2 separate regions of the Mus musculus genome follow, and region 1 is linked to region 2. The links are chromatin loops, found by intact Hi-C in ENCODE. Cell type or tissue: heart. All regions are shown on one strand. Links, peaks and the distances in the headings refer to the core of each region. The heading gives the core; the rest is flanking DNA.

Region 1 (11,374 bases), core at 2,842-7,841, 92 kb before region 2:
AGTTGTCGTAGGCTCCATCTTGCCTCTGGGACCCTTTACACACATACACACTCCATGGAGTAAAGATTATTCTGGGGTTCAGGCTGTAGTAAAGTACACAGTAAAGTTTATTACCCAACTCTACAAATTTCCAGACGGCCTTTTAAGAATATACAGCAAGACTTTCTGAAGTCGCTGGCATAAAAGGACCAAGAAAGCAATCTAGGGCTAGAGAGATGGCATGGCTCGGGGCTAGGGGTTTCTTTTCTCTTGCCAAGGACTAGAGTTCAGTTCCTATCACCAACATCAGGAGACTCACAGCTGCCTCTAACTCCAGCTTCAGGAAAACTGGACACTTTCTTGTCTCCACTGGCACCTGCACATGTGCAAAAGCCATACACGCACACACATGCACATAATTAAGAGACTTTTTTAAAAAAAGAATCTGATGGTGACATGTATGTCAGAAAATGGAGAGATTGAGAAACATTGCAATTTTCTTTTGCCTGTTCATTATTGTTATCACACACACACACACACACACACACACATTCACATTTTTGTGGATTTAGTAATTTTAAAATGCATGGCCTGAATCATGCCTTCCTGTTGTTTTTGAAGGGGGCGAGGGGGTGTTCAATTGGTTTTTGTTGTTGTTGTTGCTTTTGAAATCAGTGTAAGGTGACTTTTCTTTTGAGTCTTCAGAAGAACAATGATAAATTCCTTTAAAAGACAAAAGTGTGTTTTTTCCCAAATCTGTTGCCCAGAACAGACAAGCCAACATCTTCCCTAGGGAGAAAGGAAGAACAAAGGGTGCTGTCAACACAGGAAGGCTGCTGGGAGGCAGATGCAGGCCCCCTGCCACCCTGGTTAGAGAAAGGCAGGAAGCCAGGCCTGCTGGTCCTAGGGCTTCCAGGAGAAGCCCTCTGAGCACCCCGCAGGAGGGAGAAAACCCCCAGGCAGAGAAGAGGTGACTTCTTAGGCTGTTCTCTTGTCCTCCGTGTAAGATCAGTTTCTAAATCTGTGCAATCTCCCAAGGATAAAGGCCGACTCCCCCTCTCCCCAGGACAGTACTGGAAAGAGGGTGAAGGAACTTTACCAAGTCTTACAAAAACCATCTCGGATTACTTCAGACCAGCTCTACAGGAAAGGGAGTTTACATAGTCCATTTTCTGTGCTGACTTAGCTAGGGGAGACATCTGAGGACCAGGATTCTATCTCTTCATAGTCTCAGGGCAGAAAGAATCTACAAGGTAGGGTATGGAAGGCCCACATTAGCTATTTGCCATTTGTTTGTTTGTTCGTATGTAGCATCTTACGTGGCTCAGACTGGCCTCCAACCCACTAGATAGCAATAGATAGAAAACCTTGAACTCCTGGTCCTCCTGCCTCTGCCTGACAAGTGCTGTGATAGCTGGCATACGATACCATACCCACTTTGTGCCTTGCAGAGCTTGGAACCCAGGGGTTTGCAAGCACTTTACCAACTGAGATAGGACATTTCAGAGCGCATTACTCAGCTGCTGTGGGTCACACAGGAACTGCTGATGTCTGTCTCCCTGTGACAGAGGGCAGAAGCCAAGCATACAGTTCTGTGTCCCTCACCAGGTCTCTTCCTTCAGGTTCCCCAGCTCCTCACCTGGGTAGATGTCCATTAGAAAATAATCAACTGTGCCAGCGTTCCCTGCAAGTCGGTGGTGTGTTTGAAGTTGGAAGCATCAGGCAGAGGTTCCTGGAAGTTCCAACTTACTTTTGTGACCTCCAAGCCACAATCCTGGAGTTTTTCCACATTTACACGGGCTCTTCCTCCTTGATTAATACTCCTGCTCACTTTGGACTCTATGCCAGTTAGAACAAGAGCTGAATACAGAACTTACTTAGCTACTTCCTGGAACCATGAAATTCCAAATCGCTCTGATAGGTACTGAGAAGGCCTATGGAAGCTAGGCTGATTCCATGACAGGCTTCACATTGGCAGTTAAGGAGACTAGGCCTAAATCTCTGTTTCTAAGAACTGGGCAAGTCCAGGCAAGTCCAGGCCTCAGAAGCTGCCCTGCCACCTATCGTGAGGCAAGGACAATGGGTCAGCAGCAGTTTCCAGACTTCCTCAGCAACAGTTTCTAGATCTTCCCAGCAGGTTCACAGCTCCTACACCCCAGTAATGGAATGTCCATAGAGATAGACCCAACAGATTAACATAGAAGTCACCTATCCCAGAATTACCTAATGTGCTTTAAATCAGGCCTGCAAGCTCACTTGGTTGTCTCTCTATCTTGGCATTGGAGAGACCCCAGCATGCTGGACTTCTGCAAAGTAAAACACTCTCCGTTTACGTACTATTTGAGTCTGGGGTATCATTCTTCAGTGACTCATGGATCCTTACGTTACCATACTCCATGTACCTACAGCCAAACCCACTCATTGTCATCCTGACTCTAGGTGGAAATCCACTAATGTTCAAGGAACTGGGCTTGACCTGGTGACTAACCACATGGTTGGATGAGGGAAGATGGGGGTGTTGGGATTTGATAAGATCAAGTCATGAAAACACAGTTATAGAACCAGAAAATGGGGACAGTGCTAAGTAACCCTTCTAAATGTGTGAAAGCAACAGTTGGAAATGTCTAGAATCCTGAATTGTTTCAAGGAATATATGTTTATGTTCTATGTCTAGGTGTATGAGTATTTATGAGTACTTGCAAGGGTATATATGCATATTTATCTTTATACACAGAGTTAGGCAAACAACATATCACCCAGCAGCCATATCCATGGATCTCATTGTTGACATACATTTTTTTAGTCAAGGTATATGTTTTGTGTGTGTGTGTGTGTGTGTGTGTGTGTGTGTGTGTGTGTGCCACAATAGTGAAAGTGAAGCAAGCTCATGTATGGAACTTACCAGTGGCATTGAAGACGTTTGGGGTGGTAGCCAGCCTACTGTTGATAACCCAGCACCTCGCCTGCCACCTGTTTTTAGTTTTACCGACTGTTTGCTTGGTTTGTTGATTTGTTCGTTTGTTGGTTGATTTGATCCACAAACTAAGAATAATTTTACATCTATAACTGGTTAGAAAGAAATCTGTCTCTAAGCATCATGATACACACCTGGCATGCCAACACTCTGTGAGGCTGAGGACTACTCTAATTTTGAGGCCATCCTGAGCTAGAGTAAGTTCAAGGCTATCATGCAATGCATAGTAGAATTTTGTCTCAAGCAAACAGACCCACAAGCTGAAAACAAACTTTGGCTTGGAAGGTCATAAGCCTTAGGGGGAAAGGTAGATATTTTGTTTAAAAAAAATAGACATATAGCTACACCGTCTCCTAAGAACTTATATTTATATCTACAGACTATTGCTACCCACAGCTTGGCCAAAGAAGCTTCTCTTTTATAGTGGACAGTGGTGAATACAGAGACTTGTAACTGGTCAAATGCTTTGAATGAGGACAGGAGAAGATTGTGAGACCCGGACGAGGGTGGGGGTGCATGAAGCACTGTGCTCTGGACATGGTGTGACAAGTGCCACTGTGAACACACACTCATGCCCTGCATACATACAAGGACACGGGGCAAGTATGGGATAGTTAAGGGAGAGGGTCATGGGCAGGTACATGTGATCATAGTACGTTTTACCCATACATAAAATGGTCAGAAATAAAAGTTGGGGGGGGGGGTGAATGGAAAAGGAAACAAACATGTAAAGATAAAGAAAGAATGCTTATCGTATTATTTTTATTTTGTAATAGTTCATATGGGTTATATGTAGTTCAAGAAAGCAATGTTCACACATGCAGCTGTGTTAGCACACGGTCACTATCCTCCTTTGTATATTATCTGTGGAGACCACAGTTAGCATGGCTGAGGTGTCACAGAAGAAACAAACCAGTTTTTCCATATCATATAACATCTACTATAGACCTTTCTAGAAAATGTTCGCCTCCCTGTGGTCTAAGGAAGCTATATCTGAACCAAGAAACAGAATGGAGTATTCCCTAAAAATGCAATAGATCTGTCTTGAAAATGAGCTAAGAGCTACAGCTTGCCCACATGCCTATCACGCTCTCAGGCCCGTGAGTGTGATGACGTTAACATGCTCTCCCCCCCCCCCCCTCCCATGGGCAATGTTCTATGGTCTATATATGGAAACACACAAGAAGACAGAATAGCTGCTATGGCTTTAATCCCAACATAGTACAATAAACATTTGTTTCTGGTTGGAAATAATCTCAGGTTAATATCCCTGGAGGCAGAAATGGGAATTAATATTATTAGTTTATTAAATATCTCATTCAAAGCACATACTTTAAAGTTTTAAAAGCTACATGGGAAAAGAAAATATAAACAGAGGTCATACCCAGACCTCCCCTCCCACCAGCACACACAGACACCTCTGTTCTATGTGAATCCGCTGGTACCCAGTTTGCAAGTGGCTATGACTGAGGGTGAACTGAAAGTCTCATGCTTCCCACTCTGTACCCTGTGAAAGGTCAGACATCCTATTGCTAATAGCTAGGACAAGCAGGCAGGGTTTGTGGCCTACTGTGTTAAGAACTCTGTAGAGGAAGATAGTGGATCGTTAGGCATTTCCTTTTGTTTGGGGAATAGCTGTTTGTTCATTCACTCTTGGGTCACATGTTGGGAGGTCTTGTTTACTAGGGACTAGGTGACATGCCAAGGAACTTACAGGAATAGGGCACCAGGGATCACACAGCATCAAGCAACACTTCAGCCCTGTGCCACTCCCCTACCCCTGCTCTGCATTCTCTCCCAGAATAGCCCTCTCTGGGGACCATAGGTCCCAGTGGAACAACGCTAAGCATTCTGGGTGCCATTTCACAAGGCAAGTCTGACTGTTCACAGCAGCTGGAAAGCAGACACATCCCCCAGGCTCATAAATGCACGTTCTGTGTTCTGCACCCAACAGTTCCCGAAGGCGTCATCTGTAAAGCTCTTACCAGGTAGAGCTGTAGCATTCAGTAGCAGGCCTGCTTTGTGGTGGCCACATACCTTTCTGGTACTTCTCAAAGGATATTTATTTGGGGGGAAGGGAGGTCTTACCATATAACTCTGGCTAGCCTGGGACTCACTTCTCCGACTTACTAGTCCTGCGTGATCTGCTGCAATCCCAGCTTGTGGGACAAGTGGACCGTAGCACCAGACAGAAGCACTGGTAAAGTTGAGCAGGCTCAGACCCTGGGGAATCTCAGGACAGCAGGAGTGGGGCCAGCTCCCTGCCAAGCTTTACTTGTTCTGGAACATGTAACTATGACACCCCACTGAGAGAGCCATGGCAATCAGTCATGCAGGGAGAACCCCTGAAGTCCTTCCCCATACAGATAGAACATCTCTAACATCTCAGACTGAGACAATGGGAAACGCCTACCCCTGGATGTACTCCTAAAGTGTTTAGAAGGTCCTAACCTACATGCAATGAAGTACACGAGTTATTTCACCAAGAATCGTCTGAGAGAGAGACTGTCTTATTGAGCTGCAACACTCTGGGAAAGAGTTTTCTCTTCCGAAGAATTCATTGCTGCACCTCGGATCCACCAAGCATGGGCTCGTGCCCCTGGGGCTTGCGGCTGTGGCTTCTGGCTGCTCAATGCTGACCACCACCGCTTGCCACCACTGCTGATGCTGGCATTGGCGCTGCTATGGTAGTGGGAGAAACCCTGGCTACCTCCCCAGCATGGGATTCTCTTCAGAGAGTGGCAACACGTTGGCTGTTCTGGCCAGATCAGAGCCCTGCAGACCTTTTGTTCAGGCTAGACCAGGGAGCCTCAGAATGTATCTGTTTTGATTTCACAGAGAATGATATCAGGAGAGCCCTATCTTGGACTGCATTCTGCCTACCTTGAGCAGCTGTAACACCCCTAGCTTCGAGGGAGACAGGCAGCCTGGCACTAGCTCACCACATGCCTGCTTCATCCTCAGTGCAGAATTCTATTGTCTAGATTTGTAGTAGAAATTTATGATCCTAATAAGCCCATATAAAAGACACATCATCCAGGTATTTTATTTACAAACCATGTGCCTAGAGTGGGCAGATCCAGGGCTATATTAACTGATTTCCCTGATATAGAGTCCCTTCCTACTTGCTTTTTCTTCTGGCTACATGGTTCTGGTCCATGGTGTCTTCCTTTCTTCCTCCTGCAACCCTCTCCAGTCCCACCTTTCTCCCTCCACTGCCCAGTCACAGGCTCTAGCACTTTATCGGTCAGTTAAATAGAGGAGGTTCACATGGCATCACTGAGTATGTAAGGATCTACTCCTCCTCAGAGACAACCACATCTTGAGGAACCATTAATTAGCATTAGAATACAAGCTGCATCCGACCAACATTAGCCCTACATTAGCTACTTTTCTTTCGCTGTGATAAAACTCCATGACCAAAAGTGACTTGGGGATGAAAGGATTTATTTCATAGTAGGACTTGTAGTCAGTCTATCATCCTGGAAAATCAGAGCAGGAACTCAAGGTAGGAATCTGTGGCAGGAACTGAAGGGAGGCCACAGAAGAGCGCTGCTTACTGGTTTGCTCGCCATGGCTTGCACAGCCTGCCTTTTTATACAAGCCAGGACCACCAGGGATTGGGGATACCACGGCCAACATAGGCTAGGCCCTCCCACGTCAATTTTCAATCAAAGGAATGTACCACAACTCTCTCACAGGCCTCCCTGTAGGAGACATTTACTCAATTGAGACTCCTTATTCCCAGATGACGTTAGGTTGTGTCAAATTGACATAAAACCAGCAAAAACACCAGGCAAAGCCTCAATTTTGAGTTCCTGGAAAAAGGCAGTTAGCACAAATATATATGGAACACTCTGATGGTGCCAATTAGCACATATGTGTACGGGGACATGCTGATGTGTCTAGGATCCTTCTGCACTCACCTCCCCAGACCTTCCCTAGTAAAGGAGATCTTACTTTCAAGATATTTTTTTTCCCTCTTGGTTTCCATGACTAAGAAATGACATATATTTCTTGCCTTTCTGCCCCTCGTGTCCTTTGGGTCCCATCGTTCAGCTGCAGATAGCAGAATTCTGTTCTTGTTCATGGTGAATAATAAATATTCCATGGTGTGCATCTCAATTTCCTCTTTCCATTCATCTGAACATGCGCACCTCAGCTGATTTCCATATCTTGGTTATTGTGAATAAGCCAACACTATCACGTGCATCTCAGGTTTATCTTCTATATGTTATTAACTTCCTGTGATTGCATACCCATGATTGGGATGGTTGACTCATACAGAAAACATCCCCCGCTGTTTGACAAAGAGCCTGTATAGGTTCTACCTCTAGCAGGACTTCGATCAGACTAACTCTGGGTAGGCAGTAAGAATGATCCTAAGTGTGAGGGGTGGACTCTTGTTCTTCCAACAACTTCTGCTAGCAGACGTAGGAATAAGATCACAGGAAACGCTAGTGAGACTGGATAAGTGAAATCATAAAAATATAGAATCCCATTGTATACTACAGATAAAAATAGTGTGCTGTTAAAAATAGCCATTGAAAATATCCCTGATTTCCCAGGGCTTCTGGGAGGTCTACATTGGCCTCAGCTTCCTTCTTGGCCCACTTCCTTAACATTTGATGAAATCATGCTTTTATTAGCTGACTACAGAGGAAATCCTTGGATTGTATTGATAGGTAGCATCACATCTGAGTCTTTGTGTTGTTTTTAAAGTTAACATCATAATCATAACATCAAAATGTCTTTGCTTACAGGAAGAGAGCTCACGTTTACTCTGTACAATGGCAGCAACATCCCTTGATGTCCTTCTCTATGCTGACCTTGATGTCACTCCCATGACGGGAGGTCACCACACTTGATGTCGCTCACGAGGTGGAAGTTCTCCACACTGTGCCAGGTCAGACCCAGGAGTCAATTTAGAAGGGGACGTGCCCTCTGGCTGGTTGGAAGCCTAAGACTCGGCAGGACTTTCCTAGGGTTGCAGAGTTTTCTGGAGCCAGAGAGAAAGGAGAGGAATGGGAAGGAGATACGTGAGACTGTCTGGGACGTGTGCCTGGAAAGTGTAGATTTGCAACCCAGAGGGCCCTTTTGCTCGGTATCTGAAGCTGTGGCCTAGGACGAACTAGGAGGACCTCTGGATTTGGAGGGCATTTGGATGATCTGGTCTATGGGGGTGACCAGAGCTCTCTCTATCCCCTGGCAGGCATAGCCTGTAACAAGGGGCATGATCCGGTCTCAAGCAGAGGCTGAATTCCTGTGATCCATCTCCCTCTCCATTCAGCACATACTGCAGAGCTCCGACAAGGGCTATGCAGAGGGAGGTGTGTGAAGGCCAAAGGTCATCCTCCTCTTGGCTCTGTCGGTCTCAGAGCTTGGACCTGTGAGAGCATGTAGGGCTCGCTGAGATCTCAGGCCACCAGCCAGGGCTTGCATTGCATGGGCTGGCCTCCAGAATGGTCCTTTCATCCCACCAACAAGCCCTGAGGCACGAAACACTGAGTCTCCCTTTACTGAATTAGAAGCCCTGCTTCCTCTTGAATGTAATGCTTGGATTTTGGGTGCTGGTTGTTCACATCTTAGCTGGGTGCTCAGCCCTAAAAAAAGGAACTATTTGGCCCTGAAGTGCCTACTTTACACTTCCCAAAGCCTCCATGTCTTAAGTGTTTAATTCTATTACTATAAGTGGTTACTATAGTGATGAATATCACTGCTGTAGATAAAACCAAGGCATGTCAAGAAGAATTCTTTGGTTTTGTGGCTTTTTTATCTTTCTTTCTTTTGTTGTAGTAGGTATCAGACTCAAGGTCGTGTACCTGTGAGACAAGTGTTCGAACAACTGAGCTCCATTCAGTTTCTGTTAGGCAGTGTGTATGTGTATACTATACCTATCAATAGTAAGTGTCTTCCTCAATTCCTCAATCAGGCTCTGCTATAACTTTTTAAGGCAGAGGCTCTGTTGAGATGGCTGGGCAGCAAACCCCTGGGGTCTGCTTGCTTCTGGTGCTTCAGTTGCTATGTGCTACCATGCGTGAGTCTTTATGCAGTTGCCAGGGATCTGAACATGAGTCTTCATGCTTGCACGACAAGCACTTTACCCACTGAGCTATCCCCTCCACCGCTACATGGCATCATAAACAGTTGTTACACCCATGGGGAAGACCGTCCAGCCAACCCAAATCCAGGCTGGATCCAAAGCATGGAATCTGGAGAAAGTCTAAGACTGGATCTGGGTCTCTAGAGGTCCCAACACTCTGGAGAATAACCCAGATAGAAACAGGTTCACTTTAAGTGAATTAAAGACTAAGCTAAGCTTCCCAGCATTTATTATGATACAGTAGCAACAATTGCATTTGATTATATACCTTGCCAGCTCCCAGACATAGAGGGTTGATACTGATATGGGGGAAATAACACAGTACTTCCATGGAGCAAGGTCACTGTGTTCCCTGTAACACAGGGAAATAGATCTAGGATGTGCAGGGACACATGAGGTCAAATGAACATTTCAGAGCCATGACTTAGCGATCAATATCATTGGATATTATTGGAACTCTGCATTGTCTGTTGGTGCTCTGCTCTCTCACCCTTCCCCAGGAGCTAATGCTTAGTCATCCTTCCTTCAGACACGGGGCTGTCCCATGCCTATGTCTGCACCTGTGCTACTTTGTCTTCGTTCCCAAGGCAACTCAAATGACAAACACACCCAGAAGGCTAAGACTCATTTATAACTATAGCTGCCCCTAGTGAATAGGAAGTCAGAATCTTGGCTGCATCCTAGCAAGAATATTCTCTTCTTTTCTTGCAGAGTCATGCATTCCAATTATCTGTAGTTTCTCTTAGTCATCAGTAAGGATTTATTTAAGAAAAAAAATTGTTTTAATTTACTCTATGTGGGTGAATGTTTTGCTCAAATGTATATGTCACTTTCTGTGACTGGTGCTCAAGGAAGACAAGAAGAGGTTACTGCATTCCCTAGAACTTGAGCTACAGAGAGTTGTGAGTTACATGGCAGCTGAGAGTGGAGCTTGGGTCCTCTTAGCTATGGGATCATCTCTTGAACCCATCTTACAATGCGTATGTGTGTACTTCACTAAGGGCTTGTGCATGTGAAAACAGTGCCTTTCAGAGGCCAGAACAAGACATTAGATCCCCTAGAGCAAGGACTATAGGAGGTTCTGAGCCTCTTCATGTGGGTGCTGGAAACTGAGCTTAGATTGTCCAAAAGAGCAGTATAAGCTCTTGGCCACTGAGCCATCCTTTTAGACCCTAGCCTTGAGGTTTTATAAAATTCCTACTATCAGTCACTTTCCTACCTATGTGCTTGCCTAGATACTGGAAACATGGTGTAAAACAGATGCTAAACCCCATTCTTCATGAATCATTTTAAGCAGACCTCATACTATGTTATGCTGAGAAATGATTCTAGTTTCCTATTAGGAACTTCTTTTGAAAACACATAAAATTGCACATTACTCCCATTACTAGCTGACACTCAGGAACTACTTGGAGATGCCCTATTCATGACCTCTTCTGTAAGGGGAGGATTTGTAGAACACTGTCTCAAGTTCTCATTCAATACTTAACCTTGACTCTTATTGTCTGTAGGACACTTGGGAGCATTACCTTTCATTATGAGATGTGGTTTGAGCTGGTTCAGCAGTTAATTGGCTCACAACCACCTATAATAACAGCTCCAGGAGATCCAACATCATCTTTTGACATGCACAGGTGCCCACAGACATGTGGAGAATACAGAGACCCCTGAACATAATTTTCTTAAAGGGGATTTTTGTATTACTTTGGGGTATCAATTTTTAAAGATTTACTTATTTTATTTCATTTTATTTATTTTATTTTATGTGTATGACTACTTTCCCTGCATGTACTTATGTGTATTGTGTGCCTGTGTGCCTGTGTGCCTGCCTGGTGCCGCAAAGGCCAAAAGAAGATATCAGATCCCTTGGGGCTAGAGTTACAGAACTTTGTAGGTCAACATGTGAGCTGTTCCATAGATAGATAGATAGATAGATAGATAGATAGATAGATAGATAGATAGATGATAGATAGAGATAGATATGCATATAATATATAGTGTTAACAAGTTGAGAAGTTGGAGCTGGAGAAAGAACTCTTACCGTTCTTGCAAGAGGCCCTGGATTCAGTTCTCAGCATGCACATGGTGGCTCACAACCATTTGTGACTCTAACTGCAGGGAATCAGATATCCACTCTGGCCTCTGTTGGCACTGTATGCATATGATGCACACACATATTCTCAGGAATATGTATACACCTAAAATAAATGTCAGAAAGAAACTTAAGAGAAATTTTTGAGAAATTCTCAAAAAAAAATTTTAAGAGAAATTTTTGAGAAATTCTCAAAAAGATTTTTAAGAGAAATTTTTGAGAAATT
Region 2 (11,374 bases), core at 3,535-8,534:
CAGGAGCCATGCGTCAAAAAAATATTAGAGCCGTTCCAAGCCAAGTTCCAGGAACCTCTAACAGAAAATATCTTCTGGGTTTTTCTAAGCCTGGGTGCATCTCCCATCTCGGATCTTTCTCCTTGGTCACTAAAATTGCTTCTTTCTTTATAGTTCTTGTAGCAAATTCTTCAACCCAGCTCTCTGGCAGTTATTTGATGAGATAGTCTAGTATTCCTGAGTGTGTGTGCAGGAATGACTTACAGCAGTGTAGACAAGCACTCCCAGTGGCTATAATTAATTTCATTTTTATAACGCACATATCAATTTGCATATCAAACCAGTAATTTCATGGCTATCATTACATAGGAAGACAGCAACATTAGAGAAGTGAGCTGGTTTAATTTAAAGGTTCCTCTGGAGAATCTTAACTCATGCCTGTAGTCTCAGCATTTAGGAGGCTAAGGCAGGAGGATTACTGTGAGTATGAGGTAATCTTGTCTTAAAAAAATAACAGTAACGTTAAATAAGAATTAAGGTGGGGGCTAGGGAGATGGCTCAGAGCTTAAGGGTGCTTACTGCTCTCGCAGAGGACCTGTGTTCAGTACCCAGCACCTACATGGCAACACACGATCACCTGTTACTCTACCTCCAGGGGATCTGATGCCTTCTTCTGGCCTCTGTGGACTATTGCATAGATGTGGTGCACATAAGCTCTTATAGGCACACAAACATATGCATAAGATTTTCCAAAAAAGAATATGGGTAACAAATGTAGCTTGTTAAAAGCTCAAATGCCACAATCAATCTGTGTCATTTTGGCAAGGTTACTGTGACATGTCAAGTTTCTCCAGATGAATACAGTATTCCTAAGGCACTTATTCAGTTGGCTTACACGACAGGATCTGGGTGGTCCAGCAATGGCTGTCTATGTGCTCAAGATGCTGAGAACTTGGGAGCTGCTTCGTCAGCAAGTTTGGGATTCCCAGGAATCTCAATTCGGTGCCAAAGGCCTGGAAGATTCCCCAACAGCTACTGAGCTTCAGTTCACATTGAAAGGATGAAGAATCTTGGATCTCATCTCAGTAAAGGTTGGCAGTGGCAGCCACAGCAGGATAGACATCACCATCAAGGAGTGAGGGCAGGTAGGCTACTCTGCTTTGTCTCCATACCACATTGTGTCTAGGCCACCAGCAAGTGCCACCACCTACACTGTGGGTTACCAGAAAGTGCCACCACCCACTCCAGAGTTTATCTCCTCTCAGTTTATCTCTCCTGGACATGCCCTGCCCAGAGGCATGTCCTCATTTGACCCTAGAGACAATCAAGTTAGTAATCAAGATATCACTTCAGCTCTTGTGCCCAGCAAAGCCATTAAATGGTATTCTAAGAGCTACTGTGAAGGTATTTTGAAGCTCCAATTAGTGCAATCTGTTAACAAAGGAGATATTCTTCTCTCATTTGGTTAGATATGGTTTGTCAATGGAAAGACCTTAATAATAGAAATAACATTTCCTTGACAAGGAAGACAATGGTTTCTGCCTTTAGTTCCCAAATGTTTCTTCCTGATGGTCTGAGGTGTGCACACAGGCTTGCCAAGCCAGGTCCTGTGTAGACAGACAGATGGAGCTATAGAGATAGTTAGATAGATAAACAGATGATTGATCAATTTATAGCTAGTTAGCAGGAAAAATAGATGATAAAACATATAGACAAATGATAGATGATAAAGGTGGACAAAAGATGATAGATGAAGTAGATACTAGGTTAGATGTTCTGATTAGTTTAGCTAAACTGACAGGTTGCATGCACACACACACACACCCAAGAGCTATCTGGATTTGTGAATGAAAGACACACACATGCACACACCAGCTAACTTTAATATGCCTTGACTAGCTTAATGCCTGGGTGTTTCCAATCCTTCCCACTGCTAGCAAACACCCCCCTGGTAATCCTGAGTTAACACCTTTTAAAAATCTATATTTCATCTCTGTTACCCCAAAATACAATTGGGGAAGTGGCCTGTGTGGATCACTTTCCCTGCTTCTCACATGTTGGCGGGACTTTAGATCTGGTCTTTCTTCCCCATCATGGCGATCTCTGCTTCCTTCCTCCTAGTCCCTAGCCCATGCAAATCTAAAGGTCTCACCTCAGACTGCCTGTCCAGCCACTGACCGTTGAGTCTTTATTGATTGATCAAAAATCAACTGGGGACAAGGACCTTCAGCATTTGGACACACAGATTCCCAACTTTGGGGGCTGGATTAATTCAAAGCTTTAGAACCAATCCCCAACAATTAGAAAGTTGATATAGATAACAGATGATAGATGAGACAGAAGATAGATTGATATTATAATAGGTTAGATAGATAGATAATATGAATAACAAATGAGAAATGAAATTAAGATTAATATATAGATAGGTGATGCAGGGGAGATAGTGTGGCAATTTGAATGGGAATGGCCCACATAATATAATGTTAGGTAAGAATATAGGTGGGGGCTCATATATTTGTATGATTAGTCCCCAGCTGGTGGAACTGTTTGGGAAGGACTAGATGGTCTGAGGTGTGCACACCTCAGAAGGCATGGTCTTGGAGGAAGATTATCACTGGGGGGTGAGGTGTGACACAATACCCAGTTAGCATTCTCTGCCTCCTTCGTACAGATAAAGATGTAAGTTCTCACTCATTGCTCGTATGCCATGCCTGCCTGATGGTTGCCGTGCTCCCTGCCCTGATGGTCATGAACTCATCAGACCATCTGAAACTGTAAGGCCCAAATAAATTCTTTCTTCTATAAGTTGCCTTGGTCATGGTGTTTTGTCATGGTAATAAAAAAGATAGACAGACAGGAAGACGGACCTCACTGATTGTGTTTCTCTGATGTAACCTTGAATGATTTATCAAATGACAGATGCTTATTTGAAGTTTACACGGGCCGGGGTACCTGAACACCAACCCTAACATTCAGGAAGCAATACTGCAATCACAACTTGACCTTAGTGTTTTATATTCTCGAGAAAAAGAATTGAGATGGTAGCATTCACCTTGAGAAGGCTATCTTCCCCCTTGCTTTTCTTGTGTGTCTCTATTTGCATTAACTGGTAGCTGTGTTCCCTGCCAAGAGTAGTCAGCTGTGATAGCAACAGCAATTTATTTCAGCTGACATAGGCGGCCTGACTCGGTAAAACAGTGTTTGTCCTACTGATATCTATATGTGTCAAAATAGAGGTGCTGCCTAGAATCCTGGGCTTCTAGAATATTCCATCTCCACAGAGCTGCAGACTCAACTGGGGTTGGATTTACTGGAATTTCCTAGACTACCCATCTCTATTCTACTGCATCAGATTATGTGGGGGGTTGTGTATGTGTGTGTGTGTGTTATATGTGTATATGCATATATGTGTGTATTTATGTATATATATATATACATATATATATGTTTGTGTGTAATGTGTGTGTGTGTATGTATGTGTATATGTGTGTGTATGTATGCATTGTTTGTGTGTGTATGTATGTGTGTGTGGTGTGGTGTGTGTATGTGGTATGGTGTGTATGTGTGCATGTACGTGTGTGTGTCTGCCAGTGACTGGTGGCAAGAAGCTGAAATCAAACAAGATCCACCAGAAACAGGGTACTAAGGTAACACTGCAGAAGGACCCTTAACTGGCTTTCTGTGGAGCTTTTATTTGGATGGCTCAACATACAGAGTTCAAAATAGGGACAGAGAAACCATGAAAGTCATACCGAATATTTTATATCACTATCGCCAGATGTGCTCAGGAATCAGAAGTGGCTGCATGGGGATTGTTTGCATAATGCCCTCAAACATGCTAAGCTGCATTGCTAAGGAGGGGAGAGGAAACCTCTTGCCCACTGCATTCCTTGGGCGGGCGGAGACATTCCTCCCAGGGGGGTAAACACATTTCTAGAAGAGCAGAGTTCACATACCAGAGTAGTGTAGAAAAGTTCATTATATGCGTGCTATCTGCATGTGCGCGTAGAGTTGTGGGACAGAGCATATGAGTTTTTGTGTGTTCTTTGCATAATTCTTCAATGCACTCATTAATTGTAGGACCTGACAGATGGTTCTTGCTTTATTTCTTTTAAAATTTGGGCGTATTCTAACATGTTGTATTTGTGAAATCTCTAGTATAGCTTTAAGAATCCCAAAATTTAGTATCCACTGAACTAGTGGACAGATGGTGTGTGTGTGTGTGTGTGTGTGTGTGTGCATATGTGTGCATGAGTGTGTGTGTGCATGTACATAGTCATGCATATTTCTGGAGTCCAGAGGACAGCCTTGAGTATTGTTCATCAGGACCATCTCCATTATTGTTTTTATACAGAGTCTCCATAAGTAGGTCAGAAGCTAGGCTAATTCGGAGCCACATTCACTTTTCCATCTCTTCAGGAATGCCATTACAAGCACATGACACCTCTACACAGGTTGTGGTGATTAAACCTCCAATCCTCATATTTCTCCAGCAAACACTTTACCATCTGAGCCATCACCAGAGTCCTAACTCTCATGCTATGAGATGGGGAGACCGAGAAACAGAGAGTAAGAAGTGAATCTCAGGGCTCCCCCAGCTTGGAGGAAGAATGAACTCAGAAGCAGCTGTCCCATGTGACTCCTCCCAAGCCCGTCTAGCAGGCAGTACCTCCAGGTGGAGACACTTTGGGTATAACATCATGGTTTCTGCCCAGAGAAACACACCATACCATACTCAGCCACAGAGCCCAGCAAGCTCAGAGTGAACACCTTATGCTCTGCAAGCAGAGATGTGCCATCCCTCCCACCGCAACTCCCTTACTTCAAATAACTTCACATGAGCTGCTGAGAAGCAAACAAAAGCCACCGAGTCCCACTTTCTGGAGCATGCATTTTTTATGGCTGGCCATGATGGCTTATATATCCATAGTCTTTACTCACTACACCGAGAGAGCACCTTGCCTATTGGACAATGATCAATGAGCTCTTCATTCCTTTGTGCAATAGTGTCAGCACTCAAACTTACAATCAAACTGGAAAGTGTGATGGTGGCCAAGTGGGATGCCTGATTCTCTGTTATGCAACATACTTCAAATAGAATCTATGTGGCCCTGATAGCCTAAAGCAGAGAGTGGTTCAACCTTTCTAATGCTTCAACCCTTTAATACAGTCCCTCTGGTTGTGGTGACCCCCAACCATAAAATTATTTTTGTTGCTAATTCATAACTGTAATTTTACCTCTGTTCTGAATGTAAGTATCCGTGTTTCCAGATGGTCGTAGGTGACCTTTCTAAAATGGTCATTCAACTCCTTAAAGGGGTTGTGACCCACAAGTTAAGAACCATTGGTCTGAAGGACACATTTTACCACCTGTGCATGCAGTAGAGACTGGAGCTTTGGATTCTCTGTGTTTCTTAGAAACCATATGTGATGGTTGGCTAGTCTTAACTTCAACTTGATAGAACCTGGAACCAATAGGAAGTAAGTCTCTAGACATGCTTGTGGCGCTTCAGCTTGATTATGCTAATTGGCACAGGACTATCCATCTTTATGGCAGGCAGGACCATTTTCTAGGGAAGGAGGTCCTGGACTGTATAAATGGACACAGTGAGCTGAGCAGTGGCCACGTGTGTTCCTTTGTCTCGGCTTCCTGAGTGTGGATACGATCTGATTGGCTATTTCCAGTCCCCGCCCCCTTCACTTTCCCACAGTGACAGACTCTCGCCCGGAACTAAAACCAACCCTTTCTCCCTTGAGCTGCTTTTCTCAGATCGCTTCACCACAGCAACTGGAAAAGAAACTACCAGTGTCTGTGAGTTCAAAGCCAAGACTTCTCCAAAGCCCAGGCATATGGAGGGGCCGGTGGGATTAGCACTGCCTCGTGCTTACATTGTTATTGTTGTTGTTGTTTGGGTTTTTCTTTTTTCTTCATGCTAGATTCAGAAGACAATGTTTTCTTAAAGCTAGAGCGGAAAGATCCACCCAATCGCAGGCCGTTTGGTGCCTGGTCTCATCGCCATGGCCGTGATCCTGTTATCCACCAAGTAGATATTGAAATAATCCAAGTTATTCACTCCACAAAACCAACAGCCCTGGAAAGTTGGCAGGCATGCTTGTTTAAACAAGGCTCCCAAGCTTTCTACTGGCAGGTGTTTCCAGAGTTCTTGGAGCACAATTCTTTGGATAGGATATTTGCCAATATACATAGCAACGGGGGTGGGGTGGGGGGAGCATTTTCCTTTAACACAGTGCAGACACCAAAATGCCTTAAATGCAAAGCTGGATATTTGGTGTACTTACTTATTTTGGCTCTGGGTCACAAAATCAACAATTATAACAATAATAAAACCCTCTGAATCTTAGGACCCAGAGCCCCGATGTGAGACGGTGTGGGACAGATTTGCTTATCTATCTGCACCCCAACATGGCTTCCCCAGACTTCTCCACAGGGTGACTCGTGTTTGGTTCTGCCAGCTTTGACAATTCCACGGTCTCCTGAATGTCCCATTCTCTGACTAATTCTGCTTGAAATTGGGGCTGGAGTTGGTAGGGAAGTTCATAGGATGGACGCAGAGCAGGTAAGGCTCCATTCTCCCCTCTTGAGCCTCAGACATTGATTTCAGTTATTCGTTATTCCTAAATCCTGCTTTCCGAAATTGAAACCTGGGATGGCTTTCGAAGCCCATGGCCAGCTTTATAATTTGCTCCTTGGCAGCCAGACCAATTCATATTTTCTGCCATCAGATCAGTTCCCCCAGCCTTCAATTAAACTTGACATCAGTTCTGGAACCCCACGAAAGAGGAGTAATCCTGTGTCTCCTCCTAAACTAAATGAAAATAAATAGAAGCTTAAGACCGAGAAAGCAGGGGTGTGAGAAGAGGAAACACTAAGCCACCTAAGCATTGGTAGGGAAAGGCTTCGACTCTCCAAAGCAGTGAAAATATTTCTCGCTTAGGCAGGGCTTGTGGTCATTAATGCTGCCCAGTGAAAATAAGGGTTTTCAGCTCTGCCTACAAAATCTTAGAATGTTAGTCGGAACTGAACAGCATTTAAAAATCATCTCTTCTGAAAGGTGTGAGCTATTTCTCTATGTGTGTGTCTTGGTGTTTGTGTCTCTGTCTGTCTTTTTGTCTGTCTGACTCTCTCTCCCTTACCCGCCCCTGTCTGTCTGTCTGTCTGTCTGTCTCTGTCTCTCTTGTCTCTGTCTCTGTCTCTCTTGTCTCTGTCTTTCTCTGTCTCTGTCTCTCTCTGTCCCGCCCCCACCCCGTCTTTGGGAGTCGGATTCCTCCTTTCATCTTCCTATGGCTTAGGATTGTACATCGAGTGTTTTGTCTTGTTTATCTGAAGCTTGGGGACAATTTCATTAGAGTTTAAGATGGGAGGGGGTGGGAGAACTGTGCAGGCAAGCTCTAAATATTGGCAGCTGCCTGGAGAAGAGAGAAAGCCACACTCCTTGCAACACAGGGTAACAAGCAGCTACAAGACAAAAGAAGAAAGGGGTTTTCAGAAAGAGTGAAAAGAGCCTCAAGTGCCAGGAAACCATCCTTAGCCTTTGCCCAGAATTGAGAAGAGGGATAAAAAATCATGTATTTGTTTTCTTTCGAAAGATACCATGATAGTCAAAGTAGGGGTGGTTTTTAGACAAATAAAAGAGGGAGGAAATGTGGTTAAGGTAGAATTTGATTGGAGAGATCTAAGTTCAAATAGCAGTATTACCACCTCCACAGAAGGTATCCGAAAGCAGAGCCTTTCGGTTCAATCGAGGTTGGATTGTGTCGCCTTTTCCTGTAGCCCTGAAACCAACTGGTTAGAATCTCCGGGTTTTGTTTCCTTGATGGTGAAGTGGAGACCCTGTGGCACGTGCATCTATAACCACAGCAGCCAGGAGGCTGAGGCAGGAGCATGAAGTTCAAGGCCTGGGCCACATGAACTTCTGACTTAAAAAAAAAAAAGGCAAATAAAATATTGTTGGAATACATAGTGATATTGCTTGAAAGCAGAATAGCCATTTATTGTGTGAAAAGGGGATTTGGCTAAAATATTGAAATCACTAAACTTTATTTAAAAAAATTATGAGTGTGTATATGAGTGTGTGTGTGTATGTGTGTGTGTGTGTATGTATGTATAAAAGCATGCTTGCCATGACGCACTCTGGGGGTCAGAGGACAACTCTGGAGTCAATTCTCCCTGCCACCTTCTGAGATCTGGATGGAACTCAGGTGGCCTCTGGGCTTGCACACAGCACCTCTACCTGCTGAGCCATCCCGCTTGCCCACAAAATTGGCTCGTGTTTTTGTTCCTTTGTTTTAATTTCTATGTGCTTCACTTCATGAATATTAAATACCTGTTATGGAAAAGTGGGAGAACAGAACTAGGTGAGGAGTAAAGAGATTGAATTGTGAGGGGGCTCATCTGCCTGAAGTCAGCACTGTAGTGAGTTTAATTAAATCCTCCCAGGCTTGCACAGGAGGCAGGGTGCTCTGAGCGAGCTTTCCAAACTCCACCCTGCCTTGCTGAGCGTCCCCTCTGCACTCATGAAATCGAGTGGGGAAGAGATGAGAAATTGATTTCTGTGAGATAAATCCAGAGAAAGGAGACGGAGAAGAGTGGGGGGGGTGGAGCAGAAATGAATTTTTGTTTGTTTTCACAAACAGAGAGATGCTGTGAATTCCAGGCAGTATATTGCTTTCTGCCAGATCACCTTTGGAAGAAGCAATACCCCGAGCCAGCATTTCTCTCAGAAATATCATGGGTGGGAGAGGATTTCTTCTGGGTGGGCTTCAGCAAATATGATGAATCAATATTGTTTCTATTGTTAAGTCCCCAGTGACTGAATCGGAGAAGATGGATGAAGCAATAACTGCTTATGAGTCGTCGTCGTCCCCCCTTCACCTTCCTCCGCAGACAGCCTGGTAAATTTTGCCTGTGTCTGAAGTTAACATTATCACCAAAAGATCAGAATAATGATAGTGGAAAAGATTTTCCTCGAGATCTATTTGATAGCAATATTTTAATCCACCATTAACATTACTTTCATGGTATCTATGTATAATAAACGCAACGACCAGCAGGACTTTGGGTTCTGCCTGTCTGTACTCTCGAACAGTGGAGTCACAGATGCACACAGCACTGCCCAGCCTTCATATGGACGTGGGGACCGGAATTCAGGTTCCCAGGCTTGTGCAGCAGATGCTTTGCCCCCTGGGTCACCTCTCCGGCCCCTACGGCGTTTTTAAGAGGAGGAAAATGTTTGAAACTGAAGCATCATTTGTGTTGTTGTCAAGTTCCAAGGAGGTACCATTTCAGAGCTGGCATCCCCAAGTCAAGGGCTGAGACACCTGAACTCAGTGCACTTTTACTTTAAAACGTTTCCTTACACAATTGTTGTGTAGGCACTTGGAGAAGGGAAGGAGAGAGAGGGTCAGGGAGAGATTTGTTTTTCTGGTTGGTGTAGGGACATGTGTTTCCTTATCGCTGCTGTCCAAAGGGAGACTTTGCCATAGACTCCTTTTACTGACTGTTTCCAATAGAGATTTCAACACCTCTCCAGCAAACAATGGCCACAGGAACCTGGGATGACTAGCCAGAGAGGATGTGTGCTCTCAGCACCTCCGTGGCAGAGGCACTTCCCGGAATAAACTAACAAATAAATCTTCACGGGAAGACACAAGTCCTGTGAACGGATGGCATCTGGAACAGGGCCGTTCACACATGCGTATGGAGTAGGAGTCAAGAGGAGAGGAGCTCGGAGAGAGGAGGATTGGGAGAGCCAGTGCCGTAGACTGCAGAGTTAAATGTCAAGAAAAAGAAGAAGAAAGGAAAGGAAAAAAGAGAAAAGTTTCGTTTTATGGCAACCTCTGTGATTGAAGCACCCTCGAGATAGATACCCAGCTCTGAGCTCCGGACGCTGCATTAGCTTCAGGAGGCAGCTGATTCTCACAGGCTAGAGAGAACCCTGGATAGAAACTTCCCATGGCTTGCTAAATGTTTGCTCTCTCTCTCTTCATCTCTGTCTGTCTCTGTCTCTGTCTGTCTCTATCTCTGTCTCTCTCTCTCCTAACGGTGCTGCTTGAGATATCTAAAATGACACCCATGCCATCGAAGCTTCCGCAAGCCCAGAGCCTGATGATTCCTGTATGACACTCAGGCATGGCAGCCCTGGTGTTTATGTAGGGGCAAAACATGATGAGGGTGCAGCAAATTATTAGCTGTCGTGATTTCCATCTATGGAAAATGCACGCGTGCACACAGACACACTCACACGCATATACAAGCTCATACATGCACTTATCTGCTGTTTCCCTCAGGTCAAGTAGCAGACACTGACCCTTGACATTCTGTTCCGAAGCTCTAAGATATGCAGTCGAGTAAGGCTGGAGAAACGAAGCCAAACCAAGGACAGAGACTTTCCCTTCCCCCTTTCCTAGCAAAGGACAGATTTTCCTACTAGCCTAAGAACTCTGGAACAAAACATAGAAGAAGGCTTTGAGGAACAGTGAACAGTGTAGCCTACTGTACATCTTCTCAGACAATCACCAGAGTTAGAAAACCGTGTTTAACTGGCAGCTTGGCTTTTGTAAACGACACCAAATGATACACAAGACAGGCTCTCTCCTTGACCTGAAACACAACAAGTAGCCTGGCGAGATTAGCTGCCTAATGAGTCCCAGAGATTGTCTGCCTCTGCCTAACCAGCAGTGGCATTATAAATGTGGCCCTAAGTGTGACCTTTTGTGTGTAGGTTCTGGGGATCAAACCAAAGCCCCCCATGCTTGTCCACAAGCACTCAGTCCACTGAGCTATAGCCAAGCCCCTACCACAGGCTTTCCTCATTTGTAATAATGGATGGAAATTTCCCCTCACACATTGTAGTAGGCAGTAGACAAAAATCGCTCATGCTCCTCATATCAGAAGAGAGAAGTGTGTGCAATGATCTATGTGCACGGTGAACCCTAGCCCTGGGAATAGCCATTGCTATTTAATAATCCTTCTGCTCTAAACTAAAGTTGAAAGTCTTGAAGGTCATTAACACATCATCGAATGCAGCTCAGCCCGCTCCTTCATGGGCTTGCTTTCCCTTAGAGATGATGACACCTCTGCTGGCCCCACATCTCCCAGGATGCACTTCTCAAAATCCTTCATTGGCTCCCCCTTCTCCTGATATCTCAGGAGAAGCTTTAACTTTTATTTCAAATTGGATTTCTCTCATTTTATTGATAGAAGGGCATTTTCATGCAAGTATATATTAAATGTTGAATAGGCGGGGAATACCCCCCACACCTGACAGGTACCCTACTCTTCCTTCATCTTCCTGTCTCCCATCAGTTCCTTGGTTCCCCCAGACAGCTTCGCTTCTACTTTCGCATCGTATTGACATCTAGGACTTTCTGTATC

What was found. A loop is a pair of places that touch in the nucleus more often than their neighbours do. Peaks named below come from ENCODE experiments on the same cell type or tissue, not always from the same donor. Only the 100,000 strongest peaks of a DNase experiment are listed, where the experiment ranks them.
Region 1: a loop joins it to region 2, with 1.8 times the contacts of the local background. A loop is called at or near these places in 5 of 42 quality-filtered maps.

The regions. Positions count from the first base shown.
Region 1 is chr9:116,317,890-116,329,263 of GRCm38, reverse strand. D730003K21Rik (a long non-coding RNA gene) reads right to left here and starts at 1,941. Exons shown (of 4, transcript XR_871324.2): 1 at 1,619-1,941; 2 at 1-83. In heart, for the core only: no CTCF peak of the experiment used is centred there; DNase peaks (open chromatin) are centred at 4,783 and 5,093; H3K27ac peaks cover 1,079 bases.
Region 2 is chr9:116,226,875-116,238,248 of GRCm38, reverse strand. No RefSeq gene overlaps it. Among named protein-coding and RNA genes, the nearest start is that of Gm4668, 43 kb to the right of the region's middle. In heart, for the core only: no CTCF peak of the experiment used is centred there; DNase peaks (open chromatin) are centred at 5,648 and 6,098.